Linked DNA regions of Homo sapiens: region 2 is linked to region 1. Evidence: read pairs that join two places in POLR2A ChIA-PET (ENCODE). Cell type or tissue: Panc1. All regions are shown on one strand. Each heading gives the region's core, and the rest is flanking DNA. Links, peaks and the distances in the headings are about the cores only.

Region 1 (11,485 bases), core at 1,068-9,067:
ATTTCTGTTTCTCTGTAGCTGCTTCTGATTTCTTCCCATGAAATCCCTCTTCTCTGTAACAGAAGCAAGAAGGAAAGACTTCATGATGCTGAAGGGAAGGCTGCCTTTCTAAAATTGTCTGTGTATTACCTGAAAATTCACTTTGATTTGAGGAAAAATGGAAAATAGAATTAATTTGACAAAGGCCAAATAGAAGTAATAAATAGAAAATAGAAGTAATTTGACACAGGAGAAGTGAAAGGGAAGGAGGCAATCTTTGGAAAACCAAAAGAATCTGCTTCCAGTTCTAGCTCAGTGGTATTATGTATAGAAGCCTGGCTTATATTTAGCTGGCCCTAGGGCTGTGTGCACATGAGTGATACGTGAGTGAACATGGCTCAGCAGGAAATACAATGGGAAAAAAATGCAATGGGAAAAAAAAAATGCATCCAGAATCATGTGACACAATACTAACTACTAGACCTAACCACAGCTGCACAGCCTAAAAAGAAATTCTCACTTATTTTCAAATATGCTGCTGTGACTATCAAATCTGGAACTTTTAAAGGCTTAGAGGAATAGTTTAACAGGTTAATGTCACAGAAAGGTAGCAAGGAATAGTGAAGAGAAGACTGGATTGAGAATCAGATGAATAAGGTTTTGGTTTTAGCTTTACTTGAGACAAATCATTAACTACTCTGATTCTCACCTATCCAGTAAAGAAGATAAATCATATCTATGTGATAGGTCTACTGTTAGAATATAGTTAGAATAGATATAAATAGACATTATTAATTATAAAATCTGTGCCAACCATAAGGTTTTAAACAAACTGTTTATACCTTTTTCTTTTCTTTTTTGTTTTGTTTTGTTTTTGGAGATGGAGTCTTGCTCTGTTGCCCAGGCTGGTATGCAGTGGCGTGATCTCGGCTCACTGCAACCTCCGCCTCCCGGGTTCAAGCGATTCTCTGGCCTCAGCCTCCCAAGTAGCTGACATTAGAGGCACGCATCACCATGCCCAGCTAATTTTGTATTTTTAGTAGAGATGGGGTTTCACCATGTTGGCCAGGCTAGTCTCAAACTCCTGACCCAAAGTGATCTGCCTGCCTCGGCCTCCCAATGTGCTGGGATTACAAGTGTGAGCCACCGCGCCCAGCCTGTATATACATTTTTCAAACAGAATTTATGTAAACAAAGTCCATATCTCTTCAACTGCTCTTTTAAAAGGTTTCAAAGTTCCCACTGGTGGTAATTTGCAAAAGGGTAAAATCAAACTATGTGGGGAAAAAATAAACTTATTTTAAAATCTCTAATCTCAGGAACAGGCAAATGATGTGTGAAGTTATAAAATACACAAGGAAGTCTAGTACATGGAGGCAATAAGAACATAAATTCTGGATACCTGAGAAATAACATAAAATAAATAACAGAAACTGGCATATATTTAATAATATACATTGGTAGCATCATTTAGAAAAAATAGGTATTAATACACAAAATAAGAGGGGAGTAAAAAGCTTAAAAGGCATAATACTCACATATCTATGTGATCGAATGCTAGGTATTCCTCAATTATTCCTTCTGAGACGATTATAGAGTCTTCCTCATCTCTTTCCATAGAACAAAAGCTGGAGGATTTGGCAATGGAAGATGCTTTATGAGCATAAGAAGATGAAAAATGTAACTTCTTTCCCCTTATACCAAATCTTGGAGTGGAAAAAAGAAGTAAATATTAATTATGTAAACATAAACAGTTCTTATGGCAACACAGTTACATGAGTTTTGGCTCAAACTCCCCTTGCCCTGGCAATACCTTCGTGGACTATTCTAAGCCTCAATAACCTACCATTTCTCAGAACAGGAAGATTAAATTCTGGTCACAGAACTATTCTGCCTACATGTACTATGGACTATCTGGTACTGCTTGCTGTCTTTTCAGATGCAAACAGCTATAGCTATGTATTAGGTCATCCTTGCCTTGCTATAAAGAAATATCTGAGACCACGTAATTTATAAGAAAAGAGATTTAATAGGCTCACAGTTCTGGAGGCTGTAGAAGCATAGTGCTGGCATCTGCTTCTGCAGAGGACTTACAAAGCTTTTACTCATGGGGGAATGTTAAGTGGGAGCAGGAGCAAGAGAGGTGCCACACACTTTTAAATGACCAGATGTCATGGGAACTCACTATCGCAAAGACAGTACAAAGCCATAAGGGATCCTCCCCCATGACCCAAACACCTCCCACCAGGCCCCACCTCTAGCATTGGGGATTACAATTCAGCATGAGATTTGGGCATCCTGCCCTTGGCTCCTCCCAAATCTCATATCCTTCTCACATTGCAAAATACAATTATGGTTTCCAAAAAGTCTCAAAAGTCTTGACTCATTCCAGTGTTAATTCAAAAGTCCAAAGTCCCACGTCTCCTCTGAGACAAGGCACATCCCTTCCAGCTATGAGCCTGTAAATCAAAAACAAGTTATTTACTTCCAAGATACAATGGGAGTATAGGCGTTAGATAAACATTTCTGTTCCAAAAGAGAGGGGCTACAGATCCCATGCAAGTTCAAAACCCAGTAGGGGAGTCATTAACTCTTAGAACCCCTTGATGTCCCATGACAAGGTGCAAGCGGTAGGCTTCCAAGACCCTGGGCAGCTCTACCCCTGTGGCTTTGCAGGGTTCAGCTCCCAAGGTTGCTCTCATGGGTGGAGTTGAATGCCTGCAGCTTTCTTTTTTCTTTTTTTCTTTTTTTTCTTTTTTGAGAGACAGAGTCTCGTTCTGTCGCCCAGGCTGGAGTGTAGTGGTGGGGTCTCGGCCCACTGCAACCTCTGCCTCCCGGGTTCAAGCAGTTCTCCTGCCTCAGCCTCCTGAATAGCTGGGATTACAGGCGAGCACCACTACACTCAGCTAATTTTTGTATTTTTAGTAGAGATGGGGTTTCACCATGTTGGCCAGGCTGGTCTCGAACTCCTGGTCTCTAGTGATCTGCCCATCTTGGCCTCCCAAAGTGCTGGGATTACAGGCATGAGCCACTGCACCTGGCCTGAATGCCTGCAGCTTTCTAGGTACAGGGTGCAAGGTGAATCTATCATTCTGGGGTCTGGAAGATGGTGACCCCCTTCCCACAGCTCCACTAGGCAGTGCCCCAGTGGGAATTGTGTGTGGGGCCTCCAACCCCCTATTTCTTCTCTGCACTGCCCAATAGAGATTCTCTGTGAGGACTCCACCCCTGCATCAGGCTTCTGCCTGGGCACCCAGGCTTTCTCTTACATCCTCTGAAATCTACACAGATAGTGCCAAGCCTTCACTCTTTGCCCTCTGTGTGCCCACAAGCTTAACACCACATGGAAGCTGCCAAGGCTTACAGCTTGCTTGCAACATTTGTTTGTTTGTTTGTTTGTTTGTTTTTTTGAGACAGAGTCTTGCTGTATCACCCAAGCTGGACTGCAGTGGCGTGATCTCAGCTCACCGCAACCTCCACCTCCCAAGCTCAAGGGATTCTCATGCCTCAGCCTCCCAAGTAGCTGGGATTATAGGCGTCCGCCACCACACCTGGCTAATTTTCGTATTTTTAGTAGAGACAAGGTTTCACCATGGATCACTTGAGATCAGGACATCTTAGATTCTCTAAAGCGGCAAGTCAAGCTGTAACTGGGCCCCGCTGAGCCCCAGCAAAAAGCAGTGTCCCAAGGCTGCTCAAGGCAACAAGGTCCTGGGTCTGCCCCACAGAACCATTCTTCCCTCCTAGGCCTCTGGGCCTGTGATGGGAGGGGCTGCTGTGAAGGTCTCCGAAATGCCTTTTTCCCATTGTCTTGGCTATTAGCACTTGGCTGCTTTTTAGTTATGCAAATATCTCTATCAAGTGGTTGCTCCACAGCCTGCTTGAGTTCCTCTTCCCAAAAAGCTTTTTCTTTCTTTGTCATGTGGCTAGGCTGCAAATTTTCCAAGCTTTTATGCTCTGCTCCCCTTTTAAATATAAATTCCAACTTTAAGTCATTTCTTTGCTCCCACATCTGAGCATAGGTGTTAGAAGCAGGCATGTTACTTCTTGAACACTCTGCTACTTAGAAATTTCTGCTACCCAATACCCTACGTCATGACTCTCAAGATCAAAATTCCATAGATCTCTAGGGCATGGACATAATACAGCCAAGTTCCTTGCTAAGGCATAACACACATGCCCTTTCTTCCAGTTCCCAGTAAGTTCCTCATTTCCTTCTGAGACCTTGTCAGCCTGGACTTTATTGTCCATTTCACTATTAGCATTTTGGTCACAACCATTTAACTGGTCTCTAAGAAATTCTAAACTTTCCCTCTTCCTGTTGTCTTCTGAGCCCTCCAGTCTTTCAACATCTGCCCATTACCCAGTTTCAAAGTCACTTCCACATTGTCAGGTATCCTTATAGCAATACCCCATTCCTTGGTACCAGTGTTCTGTATGAAGTCATTCTTGCATTGCTATAAAGAAATACCTAGCCAGGTGCGGTGGCTCACACCTATAATCCCAGCACTTTGGGAGGCTGAGGCAGGCGGATCACGAGGTCAGGAGTTCAAGACCAGCCTGGCCAACACAGTGAACCCTCATCTCTACTAAAAATACAAAAATTAGCCAGGCACAGTGGTGCACACCTGTAGTCCCAGCTACTCAGGAGGCTAAGGCAGGAGAATTGCTTGAATCCGGGAGGCGGAGGTTGTGGTGAGTCTAGATCACACCACTGCACTCCAGCCTGGGCAACAGAGTGAGACTCTGTCTCAAAAAAACCCAAAAAAACAAAAACAAAAAACAAAAATACCTGAGACTGGGTAATTTATAGGAAAAGAGGTTTAATTGGCTTATGGCTCTGCAGGTTGTACAGGAAGCATAGTGCTAATAGTGCTAACATCTGCTTTGAGGGAGGCTGCAGGAAGCTTTAACTTATGGTAAAAAGTGAAGGAGGAGTAGGCATATCACACGACCAGAGCAGAAGAAAGACAGAGTGTGTGTGTGTGTGGAGAGGTGCCGCACACTTCTAAATGACTAGATCTCATGAGAACTCATTCACTATTGCAAAGATCATACCAAGTCATGAGGGATTTGTCCCCATGACTCAGACACCTCCCACCAGGCCCCACCTCCAGCACTAGGGATTATAATTCTACATGAGATTTAGGCAAGGACAAATATCTAAACTATAACAAGCTATACAACAAGTTTTTTAAAAACTAAGAATAATTGGCCAGGCGGGTGGCTCACACCTGTAATCCCAGCACTTTGAGAGGCTGAGGCAGGCGGATCACAAGGTCAGGAGATTGAGACCATCCTGGCTAACAGGGTGAAACTGTCTCTACTAAAAAAAAAAAAAAAAAAAAAAAAAAAAAAAAAAAAAAAAAAAAAAAAAAAATTAGCCAGGCATGGTGGCGGGTGCCTGTAGTCCCAGCACTTTGGGAGGCTGAGGCAGGAAAATGGCGTGAACCCAGGAGGCACAGCTTGCAGTGAGCTGAGATTGCACCACTGCACTCCAGCCTGGGCGTCAGAGCGAGACTCCGTCTCAAAAAAAAAAAAAAAAAAAAAAAAGAATAATCACATTTATAATTACATCTTAAGATATCTCACGAGGTTATATCCTTATTTCAGTAACTCCATCATTGCCCAAAATATATGCTCCTTATGGGCAGGGATCTTATCTTATTAATATTCAAATTTCTCTTCCTTCCTAGGCATTCAGTAAATATGTGATGACTCATTTGTTTCAGTGGGTTTACTCTGGAGAAAGTCAATCCAATCTGAGAAATAAAATTTTAAAAAATGGAACTCAGTTTAACCAAATGTTAAATATAACCAATTTACACTTTGTATTGCTCTTTACATTTTTTTGTGCCTTAAGTATTTTTTTTTATTAGGAAAATAGAATAAACCCATGGCAGCTGGGCCCATGGCTCATGCCTGTAATCCCAGCACTTTGGGAGGCTGAGGCAGGCAGATCACTTGAGGTCAGGAGTTTGAGACCAGCCTGGCCAACATGGTAAAACCCCGTCTCTACTAAAAATACAAAAATTAGCCAGGCGTGATGGCATGTGCCTGTAATCCCAGCTACCTGGGAGGCTGAGACAGGAGAATTGCTTGAACCTGTGGGGTGGAGGTTGCAGTGAGCTGAGATTACACCACTGCACTCCAGCCTGGGCAACAGAGCAAGACTCTGTCACACACACAAAAAAATAATAATAGTTAAAAAAACAAACCCATGGCACTTTTAAACAAGGCTGGTGGGAAAATCTTACTGGAAGACATTTTGGGAATATGTATTAGGAGCTTTAAAATAAACATTTTCTTTGATTCAGTGGTTTCATTTGTAGGGATTTCCTTTAAGGATATGACCTGTAAGATTTAGCTATAAGAATTATGATTGGTGGGGCACGGTGGTTCATTCCTGTAATCTCTGCACTTTGGGAGGCTGAGGCAAGTGGATTGCTTGAGCCCAGGAGTTTAACACCAGCCTGTGCAACATGGTGAAACTTGGTTTCTGCAAAAAAGTACAAAAATTAGCCAGGTATGGTGGCATGCACCTATAGTCCCAGCTACTCAGGAGGCTGAAGTGGAAGAATCACTTGAGCCCTGGAGGCAGAAGTTGCAGTGAGCCATGACTGTGCCACTGCACTTCAGCCTGGGCAACAGAGTGAGACCCTATCTCAAAAAAAAAAAAAATTATGATCACAGAATTGTTTATAATTGCCAAAAATAGAAACTAGCCCAACTGTTTCAAAATAGAGGATTTGGGGATGAGTTCCTTAAATAGTGATATATTCATGCAATGGAATAAAGTCCTTAAGTTAATATTGGGAAAAATAGAAGATGTCCACAATAAAAGATTAAGTATAAAGAGATTACAAAATGTATAATTTCATAAAAACCATATACATACATGGTAGAGAATGCTAGATGCCCCTCAATATCCATTCTCTCCTTCTTTTCTAGTAAAATCATCCCAATTTTATTCATGAAAACAACATATCCACCTCAAAGACTGCATCTCCCAGTTACCTTGCAGCCAAAGATAGTCAATGCAATATGAGCAGAATTATTCTGTGGGACTCTGGGAAGGCTGTTTAAAGGGAACTGGTGTGACTGCAAGGGATACCATTTAGCCCTTCTGTCTTTCCTCCTTTCTGCTACGTGGAAAGCGAATATCATGTTTGGAGCTCTATCAGCTATCTTGAACCATGAAGAAAACTTCAGAAAAAACACCGTGGGCTAACATGATATGGCAGAAGGATGAAGTGTCTCAGTCCCTGAAAACACCATGCCGCCACTCTACATTGCCTTCCTCCAGACTTCTTTTACATAAAAAGAAGTAAACTTCTCTTATGCAAGAGTTGGTAAACAGATAAGATCCTTAACCATGGCAGGTGGCACTGGGATGGAGATGGTAAGAGATGAGAGAAGCTCAGCCTGGGCAAAAGGCGAAATCCTGTCTCTACAAAAAATACAAAATTAGCCAGATGAGGTGGTGCACACCAGTAGTCCCAGCTACTCGGGAGGCTGAGGTGGGAGGATCACCTGAGCCCAGGAGATCAAGGCTGTAATGAGCTGAGATTGCACCACTGTACTCCAGTCTGGGTGACAAAGCGAGGCCCTGTCTCAAACAAACAAACAAACAAAACAAAAAAAGGAAGAGGGAAGGGATGAAGGGCGGTTGGGAGGGAGGGAGGGAGGGAGGGAATCGGTTTGGAGATCCAATATGTCTAAAAATTAGCCAGGCGTGGTGGCTCACACCTGTAATCCCAGCTACTTGGGAGGCTGAGGAAGGAGAATCCCTTGAACCTGGGAGGCAGAGGTTGCAGTGAGCAGAGATCACGCCATTGCACTGCAGCCTGGGTAACAAAAAAAAAAAAGCTATCAAACATATGGAATGTATACCCAACATTCCATTACGTTATTCTGCTATCGTATTATTCCACTTATAACCAATTATATTTTTAGTCAGTGGTAACTAATGGAATTCTTTGTGTTGAAAAATAAATAGGAATTTCTAACAACTATAGGCCTTTATAACTATTAAAAGAAATTTTAGCTAGATAAGAAGAAAAAATATTCCCATTTCCCCTAAAGCTGCAGCAAAAAATAAGATAGTATTCTACACCATAAAGTTGTCTTTGTAAATGTTATTTCTTTCTTTTTGTTTTTGAGACAGAGTCTCGCTCTGTCGCCCAGGCTGGAGTGCAGTAGCGTGATCTTGGCTCACTGCAATCTCTACCTCCAGGGTTCAAGTGACTCTCCTGTCTCAGCCTCCCCAGTAGCTGGGATTACAGGTGTGTGCCACCACGCCTGGCTAATTTTTGTATTTTTAGTAGAGACGGGGTTTCACCATGTTGGCCAGACTGGTCTAAAACTCCTGACCTCAGGTTATCTGCCCATCTCACCCTCCCAAAGTGCTGGGATTACAGGTGTGAGCCATCGCTCCTGGCTGCTATTTCCTTTTTTTTTTCTTAAGTGAATATACAGTTTATTTAACACTAAAACTTCATTAAGACATGTGCAATATGGCAATTTTACTGGGAATTTAACCCTATTTAGGATATGATTGCTTGCTGGGGCTTAGCCATAGGGTCCAGTTCACACTTAGCACTAATTAAATATTTGATTGCATAAATACAATACCAAATAAAATGCATTCGAATGCCTTCTAAAAAATCAATTTTAAAGGCCTTCCTACTCAGGCTAATGACAAACACAATAAGGGCAGGTATGCTACTTTAATGTAATTGGCTGATTTTATACAGCACTTATATCTTTTAGTCCCCAGATACATTATTAAATAATACAAAACATCTAATACTACCATTTCTACAGAACTAGGAAATAAATTTCTAAGAAAGAAAAATTTTAGAACTCATCTTTTATACCTATCCTAACAGTTTAACTCTAAAGAGGATAAAGCCAATGATTTTCCTCACAAGAGCTCACGACTAATGTTGCTTTGGTATCAAAATCTGTATTTCTGATCTGTTATGAGAATTGAGACAAGATTCAAATATTCCCAAAGAAAGAAGCACAATGCACATTGTAATTGTCTGTTCAACAACAGGGAGCACTGCATCCAAAACTCTGTCATCCCAGGAATTAAATACGGTCAGCTACATTTATGGGCATTTCCTTCACTGTAGTATTGCATACAAATCTCAGTGTCACGAAGAATCCTCTTGCCTTCCTCAGTAACAAAGTTTTTAGCCACACCTTTTCTACCAAATTGACCCCTCTGCCAATTCTGCGAATACAGTTTTCATGACTGCTAGGTAGATCATAGTTTATAACCGAAGACACTTGTTGGACATCAGTCCCACGTGCCAACAAGTAAATAGTGATCAGAACAGGGCTTGACCCTGATCAGAATTCCCTCATGATAGTATCTCTCTCCTTCTGGTCCATGTCGCCATGCAGAGCAAAAACTGTGACGTCCCTGGCATGTATTTTCTCAGTCAGCCAGTCCACCTTGCACCTTGTATTGAGAAAAATAACAGCCTGTTTAATGGTGCCTTGTACAAGTCACAAAGTATATCCAACTTCCATTCCTCCTGCTCAACACTGATATAAAACTGTTCGATTCCTTCAAGGTTCAAGTCTTCCTTTTTCACCAGAATTTGAATAGGATCTTTAGTGAATTTTTTGGTCACTTCCAACACATCAGTTGGCATCATGGCAGAAAGCAACACAACCTAAATACTTGTATTTAATTTTTGGAAAATCTCATAGATTTGATCCTTAAACCCTTGGCTGAACATTTCATCTGCTTCATCCAAAACAAACATTTTGATCCATTTTGGAAAAAAGGTATCTTCTGTTTAACATATCACACATTCTCCCTGGTGTACCAACAATATGTGGTACTTCAGCCTGCAGTTTTTGCATTCATTTTGAACATTTGTTCCACCAATGCAGGCATGACAGGTTGCTCCCATATAATCTCCAAGTGCCAGAATCACCTTTTGGGTATTTTTTGTTTTGTTTTGTTTTTGCGATGTAGTTTCGCTCTTGTCACCCAGGCTGGATGGAGTGCAATGGTGCAATCTCGGCTCACTGCAACCTCCGCCTCCCAGGTTCAAGCGATGATTCTCCTGCCTCAGCCTCCCGAGTAGCTGGGATTACAGGTATGCGCCAACATGCCCAGCTAATTTTTGTATTTTTAGTAGAGACAGGGTTTCACCATGTTGGCCAGGCTGGTCTCGAACTCCTGACCTCAGGTAATCTACCCGCCTCGGCCTCCCAAAGTGCTGGGATTACAGGCATGAGCCACTGCGCCTGGCCACCTTTTGGATCTTTAATACAGGGAATAATAGTTCTCTGCTGAATAGCGGAAGGCTTCTGAAATCATAAGCATAGATACCCCAAAGAAGAGACTTTTTAAAGTTTGTATCATCAAAGTTATCAACAACCTCCTTCCAGTTGCTCTCGATGACACCATCAGGGTCCATTCTCTCTGGGTCTCCATGTTCTCTGCTGTTATAATCCACGGAGCCACCAGACATGATGTGAAAAACGACTTAGCACCCGACTGAAAAGCTGCCTATGTTATTTTTAACAAAGGAATCTTTTAAATCATTGGACTTTGGATATTACTATATCTGGAAAATAACCTTTAATTTATATAATGTCTGTAATTCATTTATTTAACAAAGGAATAGGCTGGGTACAGTGGCATGTGCCTATAGTCCCAGCTATTTGGGAGGCTGAGGCAGGAGGATCTCTTGAGCTCAGGAGTTTGAGGACAGCCTGGGCAACATAGTGAGACCCTGTCTCCTAAAACAAACAACCAAATAAAAAGAATAACAGTTATTGGCCAGGCACAGTGGCTCACGCCTGTAATCTCAGCACTTTGGGAGGCTGAGGAGGGTGGACCATGAGGTCAGGAGATCGAGACCATCCTGGCAAACACAGTGAAACCCCGTCTCTACTAAAAATACAAAAAATTAGCCGGGCGTGGTGGTGGGCGCCTGTAGTCCCAGCTACTCGGGAGGCTGAGGCAGGAGAATGGCATGAACCTGGGGGGCGGAGCTTGCAGTGAGCGGAGATTGTGCCACTGCACTCCAGCCTGGGCGACAGAGCGAGACTCCATCTCAACAACAACAACAACAACAACAACAACAACAACAACAAAAAAGGATAACAGTTATCTTACCTAATACTGTGTTGCCCTGGTAGTTATAGTTATATTTAAATAGAGATGTGTTTTCTTGTGTGACAGAACTTTATTCTTCTCCCACATGCATGGAGGATAAAATGACTTTGCTAGGTTTCTTATTTATACAAAGAGTTTATATTTGGAACCAGTCCTTCCAGGTGTAGGCATTAGGAAGTAGAGTTCCGCATCTCTAATGAAAGTGATTACTGCAAGGCCCTCCAGGATGATTGGAAGGAACAAGTGGCCAAGAGCTACCCTTCCTGCCTAACATCTTTTCAGGCACTTGTTGGCCATTTGCATATCTGTGTAGAATCGTCTATTCAAGTCCTTTGTCCATTTTTCAATTGAATTATT
Region 2 (11,485 bases), core at 1,837-9,836, 1.3 Mb after region 1:
ACAAATTAAACCAACAATGAAACATTTTCTCACCTATACCATTGGCAAAGATAAAATGCTAATGCTGCATAAATATGGGGAAATGAGTACTACCTTCAAATTCATACCTGTACAATCTTCTAAAAGGAATGTATTAATGTGGAGGAAAAGCATTAAACATGCCTTCTGTTTGCTCCAGCAATTACACTTCTAGGAAAAACACATGTGCCGAGGTATATGTTCATTGCAGAGTCATATGTCATGATTAAAGTAATTGGAAACAGCACAAAAATCCAGAGATAAGAGATTTGTTACCAAAAAAAAATTCTGCATCCTACAGTGGAAATTAAGCAGCCATCAAATAGAATGAAGTCTTTAAGTTAAAAAAAAAGAAAAAAGAAAGAAAAGAAAAAAGGGCTGGGCGCAGTGGCTCACACCTGTAATCCCAGCACTTTGGGAGGCCAAGGTGGGCGGATCACCTGAGGTCGGGAGTTCGAGACCAGTCTGACCAGCATGGAGAAACCCTGTCTCTACTAAAAATACAAAAAAATTGGCCGGGCGTGGTGGCTCATGCCTGTAATCCCAGCTACTCGGAAGGCTGAGGCAGGAGAATCGCTTGAACCTGGGAGTAGAGGTTATGGTGAGCCGAGATTGGGCCATTGCACTCCAGCCTGGGCAACAGGAGCAAAACTCCATCTCAATAAATAAATAAATAAATAAATAAATAAATAAATAAATAAATAAAAATAAAGGGAGGAAGAAGGAAGGAAAGGAAAGGAAAGGAAGAGGCAGCCAGGCACGGTGGCTCACACCTGTAATCTCAGCAATTTGGGAGGCCAAGGCGGGTGGATTGTGTGAGCCCAGGAGTTCAAGACCAGCCTGGGCAACATGGTGAAATCCGATGTCTACAAAATATACAAAAATTAGCCAGGCCTGGTGGTACATGCCTATATTCCCAGCTACTTGGGAAGCTGAGGTGAGGATGACTTGAGCCCGGGGAGGTCAAGGTTGCAGTAAGCTGTGTTCACGCTATTGCAGTCCAGCCTGGGTGACAGAATGAGAGCTTATCTCAAAAAAAACAAACAAACAAACAAAAAAAACAGAGATTGAGTCTGGCCAGGTGCAATGGCTCACGCCTGTAATTCCAGCACTTTGGAAGCCTGAGGTAGGAGGCTTGCTTGAGGTCAGGAGTTTGAGACCAGCCCGGCCAACATAGTGAAACCCCATCTCTAAAAAAAAAGGTTTTTTTAAATAAAGAAAAAATGTTAAATATAAAGGGGATGAGGCTGATTGATCTATATGAATTGATGTGGAGAAATGGATATATCATGTTACATGAAAAAATAAGTTCCAAAACAGTAGTTCTATATACACACATGTATATATGTGTATGTATTTGTGCATACATGCATGTCCATGTGTGTATATATATATACACACAGGTATGTGTATATGTGCATAAGTGCATGTATAGATACGGATGTGTATATGTAGTATGTATGTGTATATGTATGTATGCGTGTTGTAACCCAGAAAAGTGTCTGAGGCAAGTCTCCATCAATATTTAGAGGTCTATTTTGACAAGACTGAGGACGTGCCCCAAAAAAGAGGCATATGCCACAGTGGGATCTGTGGCCGCATAATTTTTTCAGAGAAGATTTTGAGGGCTTCAGTATTAGAAGGAGAAAGAGCAGGCAGGAGGGAAAGTGGGGAAGGAAAAAAAAAGGAGGGTAGGCAGTGAGATAAGGGGGCACATTTCTGTGAGGCTTTGATTAGTGCTCACCAAATCCACGTGTTACCTATGAAAGGAGAGGGTGGAGGCACAGGCAATTATGCCTCTGTCGCCGGCTCAGTAAATCTGCATTTGTCTCTGGGTGGCTGGAGGGGTGATTTCTAGTCTTGTCTTTGTCTTATACCTGTGAAGATAAGGTGTTAATGTACATGGTCAGGGTGAGGGAAGCCACCAGCGGAGACACGGTCTTCTATTTTGTAGCTATCTGCTTAGAAACAAAAAGAAAGGCAGTTTGACCAGGTGTGGTGGCTCACGCCTGTAATCCCAGCGTTTTGGGAGGCCGAGGCAGGTGGATCACCTGAGGTCAGGAGTTCGAAACCAGCCTGCCCAACATGGTGAAACCCCATTTCTACTAAAAATAAGAAAATTAGCCAGGCATAGTGGTGGGCACCTATAATACCAGCTACTCAGGAGGCTGAGGCAGGAGAATCGCTTGAACCCAGGAGGCAGAGGTTGCATTGAGCTGACATTGTGCCACTGCACTCTAGCCTGGGCAACAGAGTGAGAATCTGTCTCAAAAGAAAAAAAAAAGAAAGAAAGAAAGAAAAAAAGAAAGGGCAGCTTTTGGTGTGACTCAGTTTCCAAGCTTAACTTTTCCCTTTGGCATAGTGAGTTTGGGGTCCTGAGATTCTATTTTCCCTTCACTCTGTGTACGTGTATATGTGGGTGTCCATGTGTATATGTGTATATAGGTACAGGAATGTGACCACTTACCTCACTGCCTGTGTTTTATGTGTGTGTGCATGACTAAGAAAATATTAACTATTAACACTGGTTATCTCTGGGCAGTGGAATTACAGGGGTTCTTTCACTTTTTACTCTCATACATATCTATATTGTTTGTATTTTTATTTTTTTACCAGCAGAATGTACTGTTTTTTGTTTTTGTTTTTGTTTTTGTTTTTTGAGACAAGGTCTTGTTCTATCGCCCAGGCTGGAGTGCAGTAGCACGATCTGGGCTCACTGCAACCTCTGACTCCCAGGTTCAAGCGATTCTCATGCCTCAGCCTCCCAAGTAGCTGGGATTACAGGCATATGCCACCACAGCCTGGCTAATTTTTGTATTTTTAGTAGAGACGGGGTTTCACCATGTTGGTCAGGCTGGTCTTGAACTCCTGACCTCAATTGATCCACCGGCCTCGGGCTCCCAAAGTGCCACCATGCCTGGCCATACTGATTACTGATTTTATAATCAGAAAAGAAGTGTAAAATATTTTTCATTTTTAAAGAAAAAAGCAGGCCGGGTGCAGTGGCTCACACCTGCAATCCCAGCACTTTGGGAGGCAGAGGGGGGCGGATTACCTGAGGTCAGGAGTTCAGGTGGCTAACATAGTGAAACCCTGTTTTTACTAAAAATACAAAAAATTAGCCAGGTGTGGTGGTGCGCGCCTGTAATCCCAGTTACTTGGGAGGCTGAGGCAGGAGAATCACTTGAACCCGGGAAGCAGAGGTTGCAGTGAGCTGAGATTGCATCATTGCACCCAGCTTGGGCAACAAGAGTGAAACCCTGTCTGGAAAAAAAACAAGCAATACATATATATTAAAGAAAATGCCAACAAGAAGAATAAAAAACCCAAGTTCCCCAAGTTCTCCCCAGTTCCATCCCACAAAAGCCACTGCAGTACCGTTTTGGCCCATTTGCTTCCTATCTTTCTCCTATGCCTTTTTAAAATAGCTGTTGTTATTCAGCATAAATTATTTCACATCCTGTTTTTCTACACCTGACTTCTTGATGTTCATATTTTTCTCCGTTATGAAAAAGCCCTCACAAATGGCCCTCTGATTGGGCCTATAACATGTTGTGACTGTCTTGATTTTCTTAACAGCTTTCTTATTGTCAGACATTTGGCTCATCTCCAGTCTTTTACCATTGAACTAATGCCCTGATCAGCATCTCTGTATGAGTGTTTTCCTGGCCATAGGCCTTAGGACGCATTCCCAGCTGTTAAATTACTGGGCTAACGGAAAGGAACACATTTGAGTCCCTGACTCCTCATTGCCAAATTGCATTCTGCGCAGGTGGAGCCGTGGTGCCCCTCGAAAGATAATTTTTCTTTCGTTTTCTAGTAAGTCCAGTTGCTTTTCTGAATCTTCTTCCTGCAAACAGACTCAGTTTTCCCTGCTTCTGTCCTCCTTCCCCGTGGTTTAATGGACAGAGAAGGTCCTGTGGGTTCAACTCATAGCTGGGTCTAAGGCTGGCTATGTAGCTTTGGGAAAATCACTTGCCCTCCCTGGGCCTCCTCCATGTCTCTCCTCTAGCTCTTGCCTTCCTTCCCACGTGGCTTGAAAGATAATGTGCCTGACTTTGCCTTCCAGAGGTCAGATGGGGTTGGATAGTACTGTTATCTTTCTTCTCCAGGATAGCAGCAAACCTTTCCCTCCAAGTTTTCCTCCAGAGATCTGGCAAGAAATGTTCCCTTCGTTTGTAAGGAAGGCCTTCTGGTTTCCTACCTGGCACCATGGAGTGGAAAGGTGACCTTTCCTAGAACATCTCCCCAAGGCCAGCCTTCTCCCAAGAGAAAGAAAACAGGGCCTGTTGGCTCACGGTTCGTTCTGTTTTCCCTTCCTTGAAAATCAGGGTAGAGAAGCTCCAAGTAACTTTCCTCCTCCTTGGCCTGCCCAGAGGCCAAACAAGATTGTTACTGAAGACTCAGGGAGGCTGGGCATGATGGCTCACACCTGTAATCCCAGCACTTTGAGAGGCTGAGGTGAGTGGATCACAAGGTCAGGAGTTCAAGACCAGCCTGGCCAACGTGGTGAAACCCCGTCTCTACTAAAAATACAAAAATTAGCCAGGAATGGTGGCAGCCACCTGTAATCCCAGCTGCTTGGGAGGCTGAGGCAGAAAATTGCTTGAACCCAGAGGCGGAGGTTGCAGTGAGCTCAGATCGTGCCACTGCACTCCAGTCTAAAAAAAAAAAAAAAATTGCCGGGCATGGTACTGGGTGCCTGTAATCCCAGCTACTCAGGGGGCTGAGACTGGAGAATCGTTTGAACCCAGGAGGCAGAGGTTGCAGTGAGCCGAGATTGCACCTGGGTGACAGAGTGAGACTCTATCTCAAAAAAAAAGACTCAGGGAAACAGCACTAGAAACCCTGGATTCACCCATTCCCACATGCATGGGAAGGAGAGAAAAGACATCATCTTTGTTCATCCCTCACAAGTTCGTGATTGAGGCATTCTCCTCAAACAAAAGATAGATTGACAAGAAAAAGAAGCAATTTTATTTTTAACACGTGCTATGCCCATCATGTGGGAGAAACCTCAGTTCAAAAATATCTTTTGAAGGCTGGGCACAGTGGCTCACACCTGTAATCCTAGCATTTTGGGAGGCTGAGGCGGGGGAATCACTTGAGGCCTGGAGTTTGAGACCAGCCTGGGCAACATAGCAAGACCTTCGTCTCTACAAAAAAATTTACAGTTAGCTGGGCATGGTGGCTCAAACCTGTAGTCCCAGCCACTTGGGGGCAGGATCGATTGAGCCCCAGAGGTCAAAGCTGCAGTGAGCCTAGATTATGCCACTGCACTCCACCCTAGGTGACATATCAGGACCCTGTCACACACACACACACAAAGGCCGGGCACAGTGGCTCATGCCTGTAATCCCAGCTACTCGGGAGGCCAAGGCGGGTGGATCACCTGAGGTCAGGAGTTTGAGACCAGACTGACCAATATGGTGAAACCCTGTCTCTACTAAAAATACAGAATTGGACTCACACCTGTAATCCCAGCTACTCGGAAGGCTGAGGCAGGAGAATTGCTTGAACCTGGGAGGCAGAGGTTGCAGTGAGCCAGGATCGTGCCATTGCACTCCAGCCTGGGTGACAGAGCAAGACTGTCTCAAAAAAACAAAACAGAACAAAACAAAACAAAAAAATGTCAAGGAGGCATATTTTAGGGGTGGAATACTCTGGTTTCCTTCAAATGTATCAGTTCATTGTTACATTTATTCATGAAATAATTTGCTTAGTCACCTATTTAACTAGGGTTCCTGAAGGCCTTCTGTGGGGTGCCTGGCTTGGTGCCCTTGAGATGTGCCTGGGAGCCAGCTTCTGCCCCTTAGCATCACATGCTGAGGGAGGCATTGTGAGACAGTCATGGCTTCCCCTTCAGGCCTGCTGAGCTCTGCATGGCCCGGCTCACTTCCACCTCATGCCCAGCTCAGCCCTCCTTCTGCCAGACACATGTGCACCCAGGACTCTGCCTGGAAGATGAGCTCTGTGCCCCACCCCTCTGCCAGGCTGACTCTTGCCTATGCTTGGGTCTCAGCTCAGATCCGCCTGCTCCCAGAAGCCTTCTACGGCTGCCCAATTCTGGACTGGGTGGCTTCCGAGGCAGCCCCTCCCTTTAAATCTGACCACATGCCCTGTGGTCTCTGCCCCTTCTCTTGTAGGTCCCCCCCCCACCCCTGACCGCAGACTGTAACCTCTGGAGGGCAGAGATGGTATCTGTCTCATTAAGCCTTGGATCTGTTTTATCCCAAACAGTGTTCAGCATGCCCTAGGTGCCCAGTAAACACATGGGGAGAGGGGTGAAAGGTGTAAGGATTGCTGGGAGCAGCAGGCAATGTGCAGCGTAGCTCTCTGAAAGATACAGACCTCAGAAATGCTGCAGGAGCCCGGTGGGGCTGGGATGATGAGAGGAGACCTCCAGGATGCAGGGGGCATGCGCTGGCCTTGCAGAGTAAACAGGCACCAGACGAGCCGAGGGGAGGAGAGGCACTCGGGTGAGGCAAGCGGCATGAGCAAAGCACAGACGGTACACAGCATGGTGTGTACACATGAGCCAGTATTGGCTGGAGTAGAGGCATGGGCAGGGAGGTCCATGGGACAGGTGGGCATTGCAGGTTGAGGTCACTGGGGCAGAATGTTGTGGGAGCATGCTGGAGAGGTGGAGAGGTGGAGGGGAGAAGGAGAATAGAGCATTGACTGCCAGGGAGATGAATTTGGCATTGATCCCATGGGCATTAGAGAGCCAAAAGAGACTCTATCTCTGTTTTTTGTTTTTTTTTTTTTTCTTTCTTTTTTCTTTTTTTGAGACAGGGTTTCACTGTTGTTGCCCAGGCTGGAGTGCAGTGGTGCAATCTCAGCTCACTGCAACCTCCTCCTCCCAGGTTCAAGCGATTCTCCTGCCTCAGCCTCCCAAGTAGCTGGGATTACAGGTGCCCGCCACCACGCCTGGCTAATTTTTATATTTTTAGTAGAGATGGGGTTTCACCATGTTGGTGAGGCTGGTCTCAAACTCCTGACCTGAGGTGATGCACCTGCCTCGGCCTCCCAAAGTGCTGGGATTATAGGTGTGAGCCACCTTGCCTGGCCGAGAGTCCATCTTTAAAAATAAATAAATAAATAAATAAATAAAAAGTAATTTTATTTGAAAAACAGGAAGACCAGGCATGGTGGCCCACACTTGTAATCCCCACACTTTGGGAGGCTGAGGCAGGAGGATTGCTTGAGGCCAGGAATTTGAGACCAGCCTGGGTAACACAGTGAGACCCCATCTCTACAAAAAAAACTTAAAATGATCACTGCTCAAACCTAAGCCAGTAATAAAAAAAGAAAAAAAAGGGCTGGGCACGGTGGCTCACACCTGTAATCCCAGCACTTTGGGAGGCCAAAGTGAGCAGATCACGAGGTCAGGAGATTGAGACCATCCTGGCTAACACAGTGAAACCCTGTCTCTGCTAAAAATACAAAAAATTAGCCGGGCATGGTGGTGGGCACCTGTAGTCCCAGCTACTCGGGAGGCTGAGGCAGGAGAATGGCATGAACTTGGGAGGTGGAGCTTGCAGTGAGCCAAGATCGCGCCACTGCACTCCAGGCTGGAGGACAGAGTGAGACTCCATCTCAAAAAAAAAAAAAAAAGAGAAGAAAAGAAAAAGGAAAGAACAAAAATAGCCAGGTGTGGTGCTGTGCCTGTAGTCCCAGCTACTTGAGAGGCTGAGGCAGGAGGATCTCTTGAGCCCAGGATGTTGAGGCTGCAGTTAGCTATGATCGTGCCACTGCACTCCAGACTGCATGACAGAGTGAGACCCTGTCTCAAAAAAAGAAAAGAACAAGCATTACAGGGGCTGGGGGTAAGGGGGATGGGGATGGGACGTTATCGTTTAATGGGTACAGAGTTTCTGCTTTGCAAGATAAAGCGAGTTCTGGAGATGGGTGGTGGTGACTTTGCACAGCACAATGCGTGTATTTCATACCACTGAACTGTACACTTAACAAACAGTGAAGCTGGCAAATTTTATGTTATATATATTTTACTACAATTTTAAAAGCTGGGGGAAGAATTGCAAATTTTGGCTGCACAGCCTTTACATCAGAGGAGATGGCCCAGGTGCAGCCATGTGCGGTGGCTGCGGAGGCAACAGTGAAGATGACAATGATTGCTGACATTTAAGAAGTCCCCAGAGACAGCAGGGATAATGAGTAGGAAAAAACTCTGAGGGCAGGGGCTATGTCATACCCTCCTCTCCATACCCAGCACCAAGCCCATAGAGTGCAGTGGCGGGCTCTCAGCCACAGCGGCTGAGGAAGTGGTTGCGTCTGCATCGGCCTGCAGTGGACTGCCGGGGCAGGAAGAAGAACTAGCTTGTCTTTCACGGAGTCTTGTGTCCTTAAACCCAGATAAAGCGGCCTAGAGACAGTGAGAGAACAATGAGGGTTGTTGCAGACTAAAGCCGGGCCCTGGGCAATGTTTGGCCTCTGCCTGGGCCTCGGGCCCCACCCCCCATGTCCCCGGGCCCCACCCCCCAGGTCCCCGGGCCCCACCCCCCAGGTCCCCTTCCAGAACTTCACCAGTCTTGCCGGCCTCTCAGAGAGTCAGCCAACCCCTGAGGCCTTTCGGGGACTGATAACGCTCACCTTTGGCTCAGACTGAATCCAAACACTTCACCTCTTTTTCTTCACAGAGCCCCATCCTCCAAAGGACCCTGTTCCAGCTTGTGACAAACCCAGAGGCAATCCTGGTCATCCGGAGGAGGAGGTGTCTGTGCCGTTGCTTGGAGCTGACTGTAGGCCTAGAGGCACAGGATTATACAGGATTGTAAGAGAATTGTATTTTTCTTCCTTGCATTTTTCGGTGTTTTCTAAATTTTTTCAATGAGTATCCTTTTGAGAATCATTAAAAAAGAATACATTTTACTTGACAAGGTATATAAATACATGGGTTAAGATATTAAAATAGAAAGAGTAAGGATTGCTTGCACGTTACAGAGTCTGGGATTTGGAGCTCAGTGCCTGGCACTGAGGGGATCAAAGTGCCAGGTGCTCAAAGTGTTCGTTGAATGAGAGGCGGGGGTGGGGGTAATGGGTGGTGAGACTGCTACCCTGTCCCTCCTCCCTCACCACATCAATGTCTGTGAAGCATTTCTAGAGGATCTACTGTGCAATGGAACCCTGGGAGCCAGGGGTGACTGGGGAGGCAGCAGGTGCAGGTGCTGGTAATGCCGTGCCATTGGGAGCCCCACTGGGGGTCCTCCATGAATCACAGGGGACCCATACCCAGGATACTGAGGAAGCTTCCAGAAAAAAAGAGTGATGCTGGCCCTGGATTGTGAGGATGGGCAGGGGTTTTTTGGAGTGGGAGAAGGGTACAGGTGTTCCAGGTCATCAGTCCAAGTTCCTTCACTCCTTCATTATTTACTTGCTCAGTCATTTCACAAACAACCTTTTTTAAAATAATTAGACAGGGGTCTCACTATGTTGCACAGGCTGGTCTCTCACTCCTGGGCTCTGGCGGTCCTCCCGCCTTGGCCTCTGAAAGCGCTGGGATTGCAGGTGTGAGCCACCATGCCCAGCCTCACAAACATTTATCTGCAGTCCAAACTGGATCCAAACTCTCCTCACCGCACCTCTGTTTCTGGAGAATGCTTCCAGGGCGCCTAGAATATACCAGGTCCTGACCTAGTGACTAGAGATACAGCTGCCACTCATAAATAAACATATGCTAGCATGGCAAGAAGAAAAGATGGCAGGATGGCAGAGAGAAAGCTGCTAGGGAGCAGATGCAGAATGAATATCTGGAGCAGGAGCAAAGGGCAAGAGCCTCCAGACTGGGGGGAAACGACCTGGGCATGCTCAAAGGCAAAAGAGGCCACTGGAGATGTGTGAACAGCAAATGGTGTGATCTGATTGGGATCGTAAAGGATCACTTCCACACAACAGTGATCACACTTTGTCCACAGGCACCCTTTAAAAAACCCCTTTCAAATTTTTTTTTTTTTTTTTTGAGATGGACTCTCACTCTGTCACCCAGGCTGGAGTGCAATGGCACGACCTCGGCTCACTGCAACCTCCACTTCCCAGGTTCAAGCGATTCTCCTGCCTTAGCCTCCTGAGTAAGTGGGATTACAGGCACCTGCCACCATACCCGGCTAATCGTTATAGTTGCAGTAGAGACGGGGGTTTCACCATGTTGGCCAGGCTGGTCTCGAACTCCTGACCTCAGGTGATCCGCCCTCCTTGGCCTCCCAAAGTGCTGGGATTACAGGCATGAGCAAATGTGCCTGGCCCCTTTGAAATTTTTATCATTAGCCTAAACTTGCAAATGATGCATTTGGTGGTTTGCTGTAGACTGTATATCATCTTTAAATATTTTTTCCGCTCCCGCTCCCGCTCCCTCTCCCTCTCCCTCTCCCCACGGTCTCCCTCTCCCTTTCTTTCCACAGTCTCCCTCTGATGCCGAGCCGAAGCTGGATGGTACTGCTGCCATCTCGGCTCACTGCAACCTCCCTGCCTGATTCTCCTGCCTCAGCCTGCCGAGTGCCTGCGATTGCAGGCGCGCGCCGCCACGCCTGACTGGTTTTCGTATTTTTTTGGTGAAGACAGGGTTTCGCTGTGTTGGCCGGGCTGGTCTCCAGCTCCTAACCGCGAGTGATCCGCCAGCCTCGGCCTCCCGAGGTGCCGGGATTGCAGATGGAGTCTCGTTCACTCAGTGCTCAACGGTGCCCAGGCTGGAGTGCAGTGGCGTGATCTCGGCTTGCTACAACCTCCACCTCCCAGCCGCCTGCCTTGGCCTCCCAAAGTGCCGAGATTGCAGCCTCTGCCCGGCCGCCACCCCGTCTGGGAAGTGAGGAGCGTCTCTGCCTGGCCGCCCATCGTCGGGGATGTGAGGAGCCCCTCTGCCTGGCTGCCCAGTCTGGAAAGTGAGGAGCGTCTCTGCCTGGCCGCCATCCCATCTAGGAAGTGAGGAGCGCCTCTTCCCGGCCGCCATCACATCTGGGAAGTGAGGAGCGTCTCTGCCCGGCCGCCCATTGTCTGAGATGTGGGGAGCACCTCTGCCCTGACGCCCCGTCTGGGATGTGAGGAGCGTCTCTGCCCGGCCGCCCCGTCTGAGAAGTGAGGAGACCCTCTGCCTGGCAACCGCCCCGTCTGAGAAGTGAGGAGCCCCTCCGCCCAGCAGCCACCCCGTCTGGGAAGTGAGGAGCGTCTCCGCCCGGCAGCCACCTCGTCCGGGAGGGAGGTGGGGGGGTCAGCCCCCCGCCCGGCCAGCCGCCCCGTCTGGGAGGGAGGTGGGGGGGTCAGCCCCCCGCCCGGCCAGCCGCCCCGTCTGGGAGGGAGGTGGGGGGGTCAGCCCCCCGCCTGGCCAGCCGCCCCGTCCGGGAGGTGAGGGGCGCCTCTGCCCGGCCGCCCCTACTGGGAAGTGAGGAGCCCCTCTGCCCGGCCACCACCCGGTCTGGGAGGTGTACCCAACAGCTCATTGAGAACGGGCCATGAT

The links. Peaks named below come from ENCODE experiments on the same cell type or tissue, not always from the same donor. Only the 100,000 strongest peaks of a DNase experiment are listed, where the experiment ranks them.
Region 2: POLR2A ChIA-PET joins it to region 1 with 14 read pairs; 2 of 35 experiments call an interaction of 5 or more read pairs at or near these places.

The regions. Positions count from the first base shown.
Region 1 is chr10:73,198,819-73,210,303 of GRCh38, reverse strand. FAM149B1 (family with sequence similarity 149 member B1) reads right to left here. Exons shown (of 14, transcript NM_173348.2): 6 at 1,518-1,685; 7 at 1-53. It also overlaps the pseudogene EIF4A2P2. Among named protein-coding and RNA genes, the nearest start is that of FAM149B1, 36 kb to the right of the region's middle. RefSeq lists an enhancer at 3,560-4,095. In Panc1, for the core only: no CTCF peak of the experiment used is centred there; no DNase peak of the experiment used is centred there.
Region 2 is chr10:71,875,632-71,887,116 of GRCh38, reverse strand. LINC03139 (long intergenic non-protein coding RNA 3139) reads right to left here and starts at 9,030. Exons shown (of 2, transcript XR_007062186.1): 1 at 8,632-9,030; 2 at 8,010-8,404. RefSeq lists an enhancer at 10,240-11,120. In Panc1, for the core only: no CTCF peak of the experiment used is centred there; no DNase peak of the experiment used is centred there; H3K27ac peaks cover 7,392 bases.